2 separate regions of the Homo sapiens genome follow, and region 1 is linked to region 2. A link is a contact called in ENCODE Hi-C or POLR2A ChIA-PET data. All regions are on one chromosome and are shown on one strand. The core of a region is the stretch at or near the end of the contact, and the rest is flanking DNA. Distances in the headings are between cores, read along the strand shown. Region 1 has its middle 140 kb from the start of CTB-30L5.1. Region 2 has its middle 140 kb from the start of NAMPT-AS1.

The links. Hi-C counts contacts between places; a loop is a spot of excess contacts on that map. ChIA-PET counts read pairs that join two places held with the same protein, here RNA polymerase II (POLR2A). Pooled maps may share reads with other maps.
Region 1: a loop to region 2 is called in a map of mammary epithelial cell, with 5 times the contacts of the local background. The contact joins two enhancer-like sites. A Hi-C loop is called at or near these places in 5 of 168 maps with a recorded cell type or tissue (CD14-positive monocyte, Calu3, PC-9 and 2 more), 5 of 37 single-sample maps with no recorded cell type and 17 of 50 pooled maps. POLR2A ChIA-PET finds 5 or more read pairs at or near these places in 7 of 52 experiments (MCF 10A, OCI-LY7, PC-9 and 4 more).

The regions. Positions count from the first base shown.
Region 1 is chr7:106,458,271-106,466,009 of GRCh38, forward strand. No RefSeq gene overlaps it. Among named protein-coding and RNA genes, the nearest start is that of CTB-30L5.1, 140 kb to the right of the region's middle. Within about 2 kb of position 4,306, at least 2 of the 41 ENCODE cell types and tissues checked have a DNase peak (open chromatin) inside an H3K27ac peak, as active enhancers do; they include PC-9, where a contact is called at or near this core.
Region 2 is chr7:106,422,232-106,429,923 of GRCh38, forward strand. No RefSeq gene overlaps it. Among named protein-coding and RNA genes, the nearest start is that of NAMPT-AS1, 140 kb to the left of the region's middle. RefSeq lists enhancers at 2,524-3,723, 3,107-3,206. Within about 2 kb of position 2,905, at least 21 of the 41 ENCODE cell types and tissues checked have a DNase peak (open chromatin) inside an H3K27ac peak, as active enhancers do; they include PC-9, where a contact is called at or near this core.

The sequences.
Region 1 (7,739 bases), core at 3,056-5,555, 37 kb after region 2:
AAAGAAATTTGGTTACCTCTGTGGCATACGATAATTTAACATAACAATCATAATTATTACTGATAATGTACACTAAATCATAGAATTATAGGAGTATCTCATAATTTTGGAACACATACCAATAACACATTTATACAAATACAGCCCAAAGAAAGCCAAACACCATTTCATATTTGATAATGTTTCCTGTATGATTTTTATACCAAATAAGCCAAATTTCTCCATTGCATTAGTATACTATTAATGTCAATCCCAATTTTAAATAAAACCTTATAGACAAATCTATTCAATCTTAATCAGTTTAACCGTAAGGTAAGATTATTATAAGCTTTCCATAACCCTTTACATTATTTGTGAAAGTGCAGATCAGTGCTCTAAGAAAACCCTGTTGTACTTTTATTCCAATGTTCAATTTACAAAAAAACTGAATACTCCTTGAACTTTAGCCAATATGTTCACACACTTAATTTCTTTTACAAGATTAATTTTTCAGAAACCTTCTACAACTTGCTCAAACCTTCAGCTTTCCCCTATCTAATTTGAAACAATCCTTTAACCCTTTAATCTAGGGAAAAAAATCCACATTCCCATTCCCATGCCTTTTCATAATCTTTACCAAAAACACATTTCACTTTCTTATCCACCTTGCATGTAAAACTGTTTTTTCAGTATTCTCAAGTACATGTTACGCTGTTAACTCTTAGTAACTTTTGGTGAAAAACCTGGTTAGTAAGCGATTCTAATTATGAACTAGGTGTGGAGCCTAGAGCAGCCAGTTTTGAGCTTGCAAAGTCTTTTAAGTGCTCAAAATAATTTTTAGAGCTAACCATGACATGAACCCCAAAATTCTTGTCCTCCAGAAGGCAGATATTAAGAGAAAGCATGGCCCGGGTGATAATAAGGTCAAGCTCCCAAGGGCATACAAGACAAGAGGGAAAGCTCATTCAGTAATTTTTTTTAAGAGACCTGCAGCAAACTTTGCAACTGACCAGTTTGCTGGGCTGGCTTGAACAGCAGGCTTATAGGGTTCCTAGGCCCACATTCTATCCTAAGGTACCCCTCTTTTATGACACAACACAGAAAGACAAATTCATAGCACAAGGCACAGATTTGATACAGCTTAAGACTGGCCTTATAAATCCTTTTTCCTGTGAATCAAAACTTTGCAGAGGAGATAAACAGTCATTTTTACCATTCATTCAACTAGTTTGCATAGACAGAGAGGCCAGCAGTGTGACCGGTAAGAAACCCTTACCCTTTTGCCAGCATGTCAGGCTCCTGGGTTCCCTATCCCTAAGCAGTCCTAGTGACCCGGCTCACCCACCATATCCCTGGGGGCTAAGCCACAACACAAAGGAAAATCATGAAACCATAGGCAAAATCCTCTCAATTTTGCAAGTGGCTGCCCAACCGGCTGCCTGGGGGAACAGAATTAACATTTTCTATTCCAGCCAGAGCAAAATACCTGTGACAAAACACAGACATTAGCCACTCCACTTAGGACCCAATATTGAACTGGCAAGACTCAAATTTTTCCCCAGTTGGACTCGTCACCTTTGATCCATTCAAAGTGTGTTGGAATGATCTTCTACCAGGGGTTTCAACATGCGGTCTCTGGGCAAGATGGTTGCCCTGAGTAACAGAAAAGATAACAAAGAGAAAGTTGAGAAAGAGAGAGAAAAGCACTGCCTGCGGCAGGGTAGGGAAGGCAAGGCACTCAGGGAGGCCAGAGAAAGACCCACCCATTGCACTGAATCAAAAAGTTCAGGCGGCTGCTTGTCAGTCACAAAGGGATCTTTTCCAGCAGTCCCATCGGCTCTCAAGTTTCCTCCATCAGGGAGGAAAAGACTCCCAATGTCCCATGATCCTGTACCTGCTTAATCCTGTCACCCACAGCCATCAGCAAAGAGTGCAAGGCAGATTAATCCAAAGAGAATAGCGTATAACACCCCGTAGTGCTGAACCCATTCTTAGCAGAGAGGGATTTTACTGCGGGGAGGGGGCGGTTTCTAACCCCTTAACTCTTAGGAAGGACTCTAACCTTCCTAAGTTGGGCTTCCAACCCAAGTTTGGTCAGGTGTCCTTGCCCTTATTAAGAGGGGCCTTTAACCCCACTCTGTCTTGGGAGAAACTCTAACTCCCCTAAGCTGGGCCTCTAACCCAATCCCATCCTTTACCCAGATACCTCACCACTCACCCAAAGTCAGCTGATTGGTGCTGCGACCTGTTTCCTTTGTTGTTGGGGGGTGGGTCTCCTCAGTATCACCCCTTTGAAGTTTGCCAGGAAGATGTTATCAGAAAGGGGTCCCAATCTAGACCCCAAGAAAGGGTTTGGATCTCACCCAAGAAAGAATTTGGAGCGAGTCCATAGAGTAAAGTGAAAGCAAGTTTATTAGGAAAGTAAAGGAAGAATGAATGGCTACTCCATAGGCAGAGCAGCAGCATGGGCTGCTGTACTGATGATGCTTATTGCTACTTCTTGATTATATGCTAAACAAGGGGTACATTATTCATGAGTTTTCCAGGAAAGGGGTAGGTAATTCCCACAACTGAGGGTTTGTCTCCTTTTTAGACCATATAGGGTAACTTCCTGATGTTGCCATGGCATCTGTAAACTGTCATGGTGCTGGTGGGAGTGTCTCTTAACATGCTAACGCATGCTAAGCAGTGAGGACGACCAGAGGTCACTTTCATTGCCATCTTGGTTTTGGTGAGTTTTGGCTAGCTTCTTTGCCACATCCTGTTTTATCAGCAAGGTCTTTATGATCCGTATCTTGTGTTGACCTCCTATCTTATCCTGTGACTTAGAATGTCTAACATCCCGGGAATGCAGCCCGGTAGGTTTTAGCCTTACCTCACCCAGCCCATATTCAAAATGGAGTTGCTCTGATTCAAACGCCTGTGACAGTTTGAGCCATAAAGATAGCTCAAGCTTGTACCAAGTGGCCATAGAAGATTTTCCAAAGGCCAGAGCCACCTCCATTCCGAGTCACTTACGTTGGTCACCAAATTATTAACTCAAAATATGTGAGACAGGTCTTCATCAATTTAGAAAGTTTATTTTGCCAAAGTTAAGGATGCATGCCCATAACACAGCCTCAGGAGGTCCTGACGATATATGCTCAAGGTAGTCAGGGCACAGCTTGGTTTCATACATTTTAGGGAGACATGAGACATCAATCAATATATGTAAGATGTACATTGGTTCTGTCCAGAAAGGTGAGGGCGGGGGGGTGGTGCTTCCAGGTCATAAGTAGGTGAGAGACAAATAACCATTGGTTTCTCAATAACCATTTGCATTGAGTTTCTGATTAGCCTTTCAGAAGGAGGCAATCAGATACGCATTTATTTCAGTGAGCAGAGGGATGACTCTGAATAGAATGGGAGGCAGTTTTGCCTTAAGCAATTTCCAGCTTGACTTTTTTCTTTAGTGTAGTGATTTGGGGGTCCCAAGAGTTATTTTCCTTTCACAGCAGCAACACTGCGGGTCTACCTGAGAGGTTAGGCAAAGCATCGTGCGGGATTTAGGGTTTGCCAGATACAGACAGGGAAGAACATTCTAGATAGAGGAAACAGAGTATGCAGAGTTGTGAAAAATCAGGCATGTTTGGTGAACTGCTAAATGTCTGTGTTACTGAATTAATAAGTATGTGTGTGTGGGTGTGTTTGTGCAAGTGTGTGTTTGTCGGCCACGTTGGAAAAGGCTTGTGTGTCAAGCATTGAAGGTTTCATTTGGTCCCATAGCCAGTGAGATGGGTTTTTAAGCAGGAGAATGGCATGGTCGGCTCTGACGTGTAGGAAGGCAACTCGAGTGGCTGCAGGTTGGAAGGCTGGAGGCAGGGAGGACAGTTAGGAGCACTTGCAGTAGTCCCAGAAATTGCAAAGGACATCAGTCTTAAGGTGGGCCCAGCTCAACAGTGACAGGGCTTATGGGCACGAGAAAAGAAGACACCAGCTATAAATGGTTCAGTTGATTGACAGATGCAGAAGACTGAAAATTCCTCAGTGGTGGAAGTTGTCCCTGGGGCTTCCATACAAGGCCTTTTCCACCAGGACTCAAGCAAGCTGCGTGTTCAGGAAGATCATTAGGAAGTGGTCAAAGAGATTTTTTTTCTTTCTTTCAAAGAAACAGGAAAACATGTAAGAAATGCTCTTAAACCACTGGGTCTCTTAGCAAGTGTAACTTCTGGTCAGAGAGGTGTACCACACAGGGGTATTAGTTGGAGAAAGGATATTTATTTCCCTTTAGCTGAAGAAATTTCTGTATTGCTTTCATACTAGAATTTTTTTTTTCTGCAATTAATCTGCCACCTCGTGGCCTAATGAGAAATTTCAATTTCCATAGCTTGGAGAGGGAGGATTGAAGAAGCAGAAGTCAACACTCTTTCACTTAATAGAAACATCGACATACTACTGACTGCCAGCACAGGAGTGCTTTCCTCTAACTATATAATGCCCTTTTTACCTGCTATTCAAAGGGTGTTTTGTGATTTCCCAAAAACTCAAAAAATAACGAGGAAGTGCTTGACTCATAGACACTTCATACACGTGTATGTTTTTGACTCCACAAAATGAAAACTAGAATATGGTTCTTGTATTTTAATGGGAAAAGAAAATGTCCTAAAAGCTATACAACTTTATAAGATTAATTTCAACTTCTAAAATATTGCTTAAAATAATAAAGTGAATTTGCAAATATAGATAAAACCTGGACACTGAGCAAACACCCATTAAGCTAAAATGAAAAATGAACACAAGCAGATTGATGGGACTGCTTTTCTGTGGCTGAGTCATAAACCTGTATGTAATAATTGATCTTCTTGAGAAACTGAGAGGGCTGCTTTTGTGAGAGATGGGTGATCTTTGAATCAGATCACTTCTTGGATTCTACACAGATCAAATAAGCCATCCTGAAATGTGTCCCTAAGTCAGAAGTGCGGTGCAGCAAGGAGGGTAAGAAGACCAGCACTGGGTTGGACTGTCACCTGCTGGGTCAGGCCTTTAACCTTTCAGTTGCTGGATAATAGGGAGGTGGGGAGTCCCAGAGGAGGATGGGGGAGGGGCACTAGAAAGCCAGACAAGTGCAGATGCCTGTTGCTCTTAGTTCAATCTACTCTGGCCCTCAGAAAGGCTGTCTAAAGAAGATGTCTTTTAATAGGTACATTCGCCTAGTACAATACTTAAGAGTATAAAATCGTTAACATAAGATGTGGTCAGAGTTTATTTTTGCTCTTTTGTGAAGCAGCTGTGTGCAAAGCAAATTAAAAGCATAAATACAACTTTAAAAGAATATTTAAACCATCTAGGTACTAATAGATTTCCCTAAGTTTCCATTTCCATATCTTTCTGTAATGATTTTCCTAAGTTTCCATTTCCGTAATTCTGACTACACAACTGTCATTAATTCTTTAAAAAAGTCAATCATTTTGTTTTCTAGATCCAAACGTATTGTTCGTACATAGTGTTAATTTAGTGTCCTCCTTTCTAATAGTAATACTTAGAATTTGTTATATATCTTAAGTAATTGGCAGGTAAACTTCTTTCTGAACAGAAAACTATTTCTTATAGGATTTACTTGGTAACAGTTTGTTAGCAACAAGTCTCAATGACTCTTTCACATAAGAAAGAAATGCAATGTCTTTGAAACATTGTATGCTTCTGACTTTTTAAAACTAATTTAAAATACTGGCTTATCCCAGTCCAGATTTTATTATTATTGTTATTGTTATCATTTATTTTATTGGCAATGTATCAAGGAAAGTGAGAGCCAGAAGAAAACTGAAAAGTAATTGAGTATACCCAGCTGCTATTTGAGTCAACTCATGTCCTGAATACCTAGTTTGATTTTGATCCACATTGATGGAAAGGTAAAGGAAACCAACTAATCTATGAAGGATCATGTGGAGAGTGAGTGTTACACAAATCATACGGAAACAAAAGTGATCACTCTTGGATACTTCCAGACAGAGAAGCTGATGCAGCAGGCATGGCTGCAGGGCCAACAAAGATGGCAGATGCTAGAGTTGGGCCCAGGAGGCAGGGATGAAGGTAAGTGGGGCTGTCACAAGTAAACAGAGGGAAAGAACAGTGTACACCCAGGAGAGAGAACCAAGGATCACATGGTTTAGCTTTGGGAAGGACGCCAGATAATTACATGACCCAATCACTTCTTTCAGAGGGAGGATGGGGGCTGTGGGAAAGGATTGTGCTGGTGAGGGAGGAGGTCACACAACTTCTGTTTTCAGCCATGTAAATGAAGTGAAAATTGGGTGGTGACCTGAAAAGTGGTAGAACAGCAGTTCTCCACCTTAGCTGCATATGAGAATTACTTGGGGAGCTTTGAAAAATCCTAATGCACAGATTCCTCATCTGACTCTGAGAGTGGGACCCAGGCATCCTATCTTTTAGAGCTGTTTAGGTGATTTCAATGTATAGTGACAGTTGCGAATCACTAGTGTAGAAAACATACTTGTGAGATTTCTAGCCCTGAGCAGATAGGCTATGTGACCTCAGAAGAGGAGATGAGACCTAGCTATTGGCCTGCCTTTCTCAGCTCCATAGAAAAAAAGTACTCTAACTCGGAGGCTCAGCTTTCAGTAGCACTTGACTAATTCTGACCAGGCCCAGGACTATATTAGGAGCTCAGTTCTCATCAGCTGGTGGGGAAGCTGGAATGAATTTTGTTGCCCACAATTCTACCCCTGGGCAGCCCCATTCTCAGAGAGCTGTAACATTTCCTCCTGCCTCCTGACTTTCAGATTTTGGGTTTCATTCCTCTACCTGCTGGAACTAGAACTAAGCTAAGCCTTCCAGCCAACTGTGCTGGTCCTGCCTCCTCCCTAGAGCTGGACTGTGACCCCTTATCATGGCTGCTGGCTAAAGGCCGGCCTGCACCCTGGTGGATCTCACCATCAGCTTACCTTCTTGAACAACTGTGGTATCAATTCTAGCATGGAAAGAGTTGAGGTCACAGAGTCCTTGGGGACAATGGGACTTGCACTGCTGGCCCTCTCTCACTGGTGCCAGTCTTATGGCTAGGTTACTTTCTGGAGACTGAACATCCCAGTTGTTGGCCACCTCTCCTTTCCCACTGTCCACTGTTGCCTCAACACTGAAGACAAATGGTCAGAGCTCAAGCAGCCAGATCAAAATTGTGCCACCCCACTGGTAGGAGGATAACATCTCACTCCTCAGGGCATTCAGATGTTTTGGAGATTGAGAAGTCTGTTGGGAATCTATTTAACACACAGTATTCCTCCATGAACCCATCACCTGGAATCATCAAGAAGGCTTCTGAAGGAAGGAAAGGGATGGGGTAACAAGATGTGAGTTATGAAGGTATTTGGAAGAATTGGAAAGGAGAGGGGTGCTCAGCTTAGAGAATTGTTTACAGCAACATTGGCAAAAGCATGGCAGTCGAGGCTCTGCTGCATCTTCCCATACCCACAGCACATGTCACCCATCAACTTCAACATCCTCACCTGCTGCACTTGGCCTGGGCTTTAAATCGCTCAATCTAGCTTTCCAGGTTTTGCTACGAATCAATCAGAAAACCGTCAGCCATCCTGGGTCTAAATGAAGAAGCACATTTCTTCATCAGGGCCACCAACACAGTATAGGCATTCATGGTTGAGAGGAGGTCAGAACAGGAAACCAGAGAAGAAGCCTGTGTTATGGAGAAGTAAACTCATTTCTCAAGGTTTTGTAGTAAAATTTAATACTTTATTTATTAAATTATG
Region 2 (7,692 bases), core at 1,655-4,154:
AGGAAACTTCTAGTGCTTTCTCTAATACTCTGAGGGTATTACAAATTCTTGGAAATGTTTAATTACAGCAGTTTTGAATTTCTAAGGAGCCAAAGGAGACCACAGGTCAGCTGGCATTTTCCCAGTACTGTCCCCACTGGAGGAGGTTAGCACTTTATTTGTGCCTGTGGGTGGGTGTGAATGTGGGCATGGGTAGGTGTTGGGGGGGGTGGCTCTCTCACACAGGCATGGGCTGTGATGTGCTGTGTCCACTCTGGATGTCTGAATTCTGGCTGCAGTTGTCAATAGAATCCATCTAGTGCCAGTCCCTCTCTCAGTACAGTCGGATGGAACCCTTTTACTTTGGACTTACAAAACAACTAAAGGGATGAAGCAGAAAGAACTACTGTTCTGTGAAACTTGCCCCGATTCATCATCAGGCTGTGTGCTCCCTGTTCAGAGACCATGTCCTCTTCTTCTTCTTCTTGTCCTCCAATCACCTTTAGCCATCAGATGCCCAATATTCATCAACCTCATCTAACCTGTTTCCTTGCTGTATCATCCTGGGCAATTTACTCAATGTATTAGCCCGTTTTTGTACTGCTATAAAGAAATGCCTGAGACTGGGTAATTTATAAAGGAAAGAGGTTTAATTGACTCATAGTTCTGCACGGCTAGAGAGGCCTCAGGAAACTTGCAATCATGGAGGAAAGGGAAGCAGTCACCTTCTTTACAAGGTGGCAGGAGAGAGAATGAAAGCACAGGAAAAACTGCCACTTTTAAAAGCATCAGATCTCGTGAGCACTCCTTCACTATCACGAGAACAGCATGGGGAAAACTGCCCCCATGATCCATTGAGTCTTCAGTGGAAGTGGGGACAGATGGTGTTGGGGTTAAGAGTCCTACATTTGGGTGAGCATCAGAATTTCCTGGTGCTTGTAAGAAAGTTAGGTAAGTTACTATTCCAGACCTATGTTCAGGAAAGGGCCTATGCAGTTGGGATTTGAGAATCGGAGCCTGTATTCCGACACCAGCCCTGCACCTAAGTATGGTCTTGGACAACTCTCTGACTTGTGGTTTCTTCACTTGTGGAGTGGAGATAACGGTACGGGCCCTCCCATCTCCCTGCATCATTGTGAGGGTAAAATGAGAAGGACAGGTGCAGGTGCTGATCATGAGTACAGGACACTTCCAGCTCCCTCAGCTATCGGTGTAATCCCCAGCTTGACATGTAGGCAGCTGCATTTTGGGGTCATTTGTGGCCTTGGGGACACAGAACTAATAATCAGGATTTTCCAACAATGTATTCAAATAAAGTCTGATGACTTCCGGCAGCTCTCTAACCATGAAGAATTATAGAACTTTCCTGGTACAGTAATACATTTAGAAAACAAAATAGAATCGCCATCTAAATAACTGAATTTCATTTTTTTTTTCAGGTCTTGATTAGGCATAGAGTTTGTCTTCTTAGGAATTAAGCCCAGAAGAGATAACAGTTCCAAACCACGCAAAAACATTTGTTTGACTAGGCTTTCTAGTAAAACACCACTCATCTTTCCTTCCTTCCTTCCTTCCTTCCAGTCTTTATTTCTTGACTGTGGTTCATCTTCTTTTTAAAAAAATTATCTCTTTTATATTGAGGCTTTCTATAAAGCTTCTACAAGTGCTTTTTGGAAGTAAGTTGGATTTAAGGCACGTGTAAAAGCCTGTGTCTCTCAAATTCCTCTGCCTAGAGTGAAACAGAATCTTAGTGAGAGATACAAAACAGCATTCTCTGGATTTACCCAAATCCATTCTGCAGCTGCTCCAACCACACACATCCTCACATCAAACTCATCCCCTAAAGTCTGGGATTCTCCAGGGATTATCTTACAGATACTGAGCATGACTGCCCACTGCTATGTGTGGCACCTGCTACCTTCTTCCTCACCTGCCTCTGCTTACGGGACTGGGGTCTCCATTGCTGCTGACAACCAAGGCAGCCTTAGAGAGCAGCACGTCTATGCTGGAGCACAGTGGAGGTGCCCACCACCACCACCCATGACACAGCTGCATCTGCACAGGGTCAAGGACACTGACATCAGCCTGGCTTTTGGGGCTGGCTGGTGCTGCTCTTGCCCCCTGCTTCCTGTAACCTAGGGATGCTTTTGTGATGAACTATTTTTGTTTACACTTGTTTTTTATTCCAATACCCTCATCTCAGGACCCAGGCGCAGGACTTCCCAGGACTTCTGGCCCTGGGCGCTGGGCCAGAAGACATCAGAGTGACAGGCACTGTGCTGTTCCTCAAACCCCACCAGGACCACCCCAGTCTCCATTCTAGTCCTGGTCCAGTGCAACTGAACCTAGTAGGTGCTTCTATTTCCCCCTCCTGTGAAGAGAGTCTTTCCTAGGAGACTCCATCACTCAGGTATGCAGACCCACAGGTAGGTTGAGCCACACATCATCCTGGCATTCACAGACTTACATCTAAATCCTAATCAGGGAGAGGAAGAGGACACAGCTATCTTAAGCTCAGGTTCCAGGTACAAAGTAATGAATGGGTAATTGGATAAATTACTGAATAAAAGAGGGAGAGAGAAATGGAATGAAAAGAAAAAGGGAAGGAAGGTAGATAAGTAAAAAGAAGAAAATAAAAGATTCTGGAAAGTAGTTCCTAACCCAAGTTCCAATCTCTCTCTCTCTCTCTCTTTCTCAATCATGATGGGATGGGGAGGGCAGAGGAATATGTTAGGACAGACTCCTCCACTTCCGTTCAAGTACCAATAACTAGATGTAGAAAGAAAGTATGCAAATTAGAAGACTAATGTTCTAAAATGAGTAAGAGCCTATTTGCTCACTCTTGGCTCTTAGGAAACTAGAGAACTCATGGGGAAGGCAGGCAAACAGAAGCAAGATTTCATCAGAACACTGGCCCCTTGTCAATTTATCACTCTGGTGAAACAGCGTGACGCTTGGGATTTCCCCAGAACGTCAAACTGCAATTTTACATGTGCTGCTTGGAAGCAAGCTGTGTAACTTCCTGTAATAAGGATTTCAAGTATTCAAGCAATAAATCTGAGATGCCAGAGCCTCTCTTAACACTGTCCTGTAGCTCAGCAACTCCAAATTAGCACAGCTCCACACATCCAAAGCCTGGAAAGGGTGGAAGATGAATATGAACGGACAGATCCCTCATGCTCACCCTTGGTGGTGAATTGAGTCATCAGCTGAGTATGGAAAGGAGTGGGGAACAAGCTCACAGGCTCTTTGTCTCCTTCGACTTTTGTTTCACATTTGCCAGGAGGTAAGGCCTTCATACCTGCAGCTGGGTCAAGTATCTGGAAACACGTGGGCTGCCAGCAGAGCCACTTCATGTCAGCATCAGAGTACAAAGTGAGTGTGAGACTGAGTGAGAATGTGAACTGCCAGGGTATTCCTACCCGTGTGGCCCAGGCCTGGCTGCAGGGAGGGCAAAGTCTGGCTGCAGGGAGGGGAAAGGTCAGCTACAGGTCCCACCACACATGTCCTCCAACTGCACTTTCCTTGTTCTAGCTTGGCATCAGCCCACCTTGCTGTGTGCCTTGCATGCCTCCTTCCTCTTCCTTTAGGAGGGGATAGAAGGGTCCAGCTGAGGATAAATACAACAATCAAGTCTTAGATAGCATTTGACAGCTATTTGATGAATGAATAAATAATAGATGCATAAATAAATGAATGAACAAATAAGCCAACAACTGGGTGTCAACAGGCAGACACGCACATTTTACAAATAGGTATTTCCCTACTTCTCCAGCGTGATAGAGTGGAGATCAATGGCTTTCACAATATCTTGTTAAACCTGAAAGTTTAACGAAAATATTCTCTTTTACTGAGTCCTTGTTAAATTAAAGAAAATTAGAAACAGCTACATATAGCCAGGGTAGGGGAAGGGGATGGTTGGGTAAGAAACCGAGAAACTTGAAGAAGGGGAGCAGATCATTCTGGTGGAGTAGGGACACCTGCCTTACCTGCACTCAAACATTCCCAAGTGTCGACTCCCAATTCCCAGTGAAGGCTGGAGGGGTGATGTTAATACCTCACACTGATAATCCACAGTGCCTCTCCTCAGGGTCCGCTGACTCTGACACCTTTCCCTTCCCCACTCTCCTCCCTCTTCCCTTCTAGCTCAAAGTTTGGGTGAGACTGAAAAGCCAATCTGGCTCCCACTTGCAGAGGAATCAAGGCCCCCAGAGTTTCAGAACCCAGAGGGCCCTTCGCTTAACACAGCACCTTCCTGAGAACTAGAAACAGGCGTCCCGATGGTAGTCACAGCTTCACAGGTGCATGGGGAAGTGAATGAAGATGTTGCCTTGTGTTAATTAGAAAAATATTCAATATCAGTCCTGGTCCTGGCGGGAAACAGATGACACAGTCAAAGTGGATAATGAAGGAAAGTGTGAGGGGAAGGCACCATTTACAAAGACGTGGGTGGGATTTAGGCAAACCTGCAAGGAATGGTATGGTATCCTGGGGCTAGCAACAGTGGGGAGCCCTGAGAGACAAGGAGAGAGAGAGCCCTGTACTGAGACAAAGCAAGAACTGTAGCTTTGGAAGCTGTGACCTTCAGAAAGGGAGAGAGACAATCAATGGCCCTCAGTAAGGAGAGGAGCCAAGAGAAACGCTCTTCCCTTTGCTCTCCTGCCAGCACCCCCAACGGTGGAACTCAGCCAGGTGCTGGAGGGAGGGGGGTGGGCCATGTCATCCACACAGGCCAGCCAGCCAGGGCACAGAGGAGGGTGGGAAGTGGGTCCAGAGAGGTGATGGGAAGCATCCTCATGGGTACCCCTTTCCCAGGCAGATGCAACCCTGTCCGTACACTCCCAAGGAGCCTCGCACAGGCTGCAGGTCAGCCTCGCTCTCTCCCGGGCCAGAAGCCCTTTTGCACGGCAAGACTTGCATAATCATATGTGACAGTCCTAACAGCCTTTGAGGACTATACCCCTTTTCATGTGTAAAAATATTACAAAAGGATCCCATGTCCCAAAATAAATAGAGAAAAACAAAACATTGCAAGCAGCTATCTCCAGCAACCATGTTTCTATTCTTCCAATTTGGCTCCACTTTCTCCACCAGCCTTTTTTTCTCTTCAGCAAATGGCACAACCTTCCACCTGGTCACCTGAGGCAGAAACCTGCTATTGCTTTGACCATCTCCTCCTTCATCTTCCACATCCAAATGAATGGTCACCAGCATGTTGGGTCCCTGCTGGAAGTCCATCACCACCTGTTTATTCCTACTGCATTGCCACAGGCCCTTATCCATCTTCCCGGACTCAACACTATGATCATTTCCAAGCTGAGCTCCAGCTTCTGCATGTATCCAGCCCCACTCGGTCTTCCACTCTCTCACATCCCATGGCCAGAGGTATCTTCTAGACAGAGAACATTAATATCATCTCATCACTCCACTGCTTAACATCCTTCTGTGGCTTGCCTTTTCCCATAGGCAAGTTCAAATGCATGCATCCAAATGGACGGCTCTTTACCGTCCTGCCCCATCAGGTCTCGCAGCTGCAACCCCCTCTCCCACCATATCCCTGCCCCCTTCACTCCCCTTGCTCCCTAACACTGACCTTCTTGCAATTCCTCCAAAGTATCAGGCCTCCTCCCACCTCTAGACAAATGCCCAGGCTGTTCTCTCTAGCCTGAAATACCCCCGCCCCTCCACTCCATCCAACTAATGCCTGCTTATCCACCAGACTTTTGGTGATGCATCTGTTGTTGTTGTTGTTTGTTGTTGTTTTGAAAACTGCATTGACCCTCTTTCTCTTTCCCTGCAAGCGGACTCAGGCACCTTTCATTTGCACCCATTCTCTACACTCTGTGAACACTCTTGTGCACCTCTCTTGATGCCACTGTGTTCTCACTGTTAATCTCCTTGTCTTTCACCCTCACCATCCCTGTAGCCCCATGGCCTAGCACATGCCTGGTTCTGCCTATCACAGGATCTGTAAGGGCTTACTGAAGTGAAGTAAGTTGTAATGAAATGAAAGCTTCCTAGGTTGGTGCTGCCTGACCTCTATCCAGTTAATCTATGATCAGGGTGGCTGTTGATTCTGTGGTACGCTATGCCTGTTTGATTCTTTATGACAGAATGTGATTTGCCTTGCTCTATTTTCATCACAGTTTACATGCTTTTAAGGCAAGAGAACCCCATTTTCTGATTTCTAAAGATTTCCCACCCAACTTCTGTTCAAATATTTTGTCAAACAATGGAAAAAGCCAAAGGCAGTTAAGTCCATGAATGGGGTTACATTGCATAGGCAAATAAATCTTCCCCTAGCTCTCTCCTTTCAAAGGGATGGCCTCAATAAATTCTTCAAGTAAGCTACTTTAAAAATATCTCTTCTACCACTATTTACCTCATTTGAATCTATCTGAATATGGAACAGAGTAGGAACATGTGAAATGTATTAGGTAAATCTTACATTGGTAGGAACCTCGAGTAAAGAGCTTGGGATACCTCTGTATTTGCTCCTTCACTCTTCTTACTTAGTAACTCCCATAACTCACATTTCTTTTTTGTTTAATAGTGTGTTAGGCACTTTTCTAGTTACATAAGCCGAAGGTCACTTTAACAGCAATAACAATTAGAATTTGCAGTTTATAGAACACTTCCACATAAAGCATCTCACTTAACTCTCAAATGCCTATGAGGCAGATACTGTTATTGTCTCTGTTTTGTAGATGTGGGTTTTAGACACTTCAATTTTGAACACTCTCATCTCACCTCTTACTCCAGTCATGTCCTCATCAACTTGTTCCACACAGGATTGCCGACCTTCACACGGGGGCAGCTGGACAGTGTGTGGACCTGGTCCATACTCCTGCTTCTTGCCCTGAGGTGCCCCTGATACTTCATGTAGGCACTTGTTGCATCCACTGGACACTCATATCTTGTACAACTTAGAAATGGATAGGAGTCGTGCCCATGTGGGCTCTTCTAATCAGTGGAGGATGGGCCAATATATAAATGTTTCCCTCTGTTATCTGAGGCCCATTTCACATGGCTCCTTCCAAGGCCAGTGGCCCCTCTGTCTATAGCGGTGGCCAACTCCACGGCACATCCTTGCATTGCCTCCTCCCCCTTCCCTGTTCCACTTCCCATCCCTCACTCCTACTCCTTGGGATCTCTTCCCAAATAAACTACTTGCCTACAAGCCTTAACACCTCAGGCTCTACTTCCAGGTAACTCAGATTGAAATATCTGCCAAATATCCCAGAGTTTAAGTGGAACACTGGCATTCATTTTAAGATTTTTCTGATTCCAAATTCCACACGCTTTTCTCTTTATCCTCCTTGCATTGTGAGAATTAATAGTCTGTGTGCACAGCTTAGATATATAAACAACTACAAAAGAGAGGTGTCAAGTCAAAACTAGAAGCTATAACTTTGGAGCACAGAGAATAGTATTGATTCAGTTGGGGTGGGTGTGTGGGCTGGTCAGAAAATATTCCACAGAGTAGGTAACTAGGAGGCCTCTCCGAATCATAGTCTCTACAGTCAGTGCCATCTGTTATTTCCTCTCAGAGTCATTTTCTTCTTAGCACTTATGACAATGTGTAAGTAAATATTTATTTCTATTTGTTTATTGTCTGTCTTTCCTGTGAGGGCAGGGAGCATGTCTGTTTTGTTCACAGACATGTGAACACGATATCCACAGCACCTAGCGCAGCACTAAGGACATAAGTGG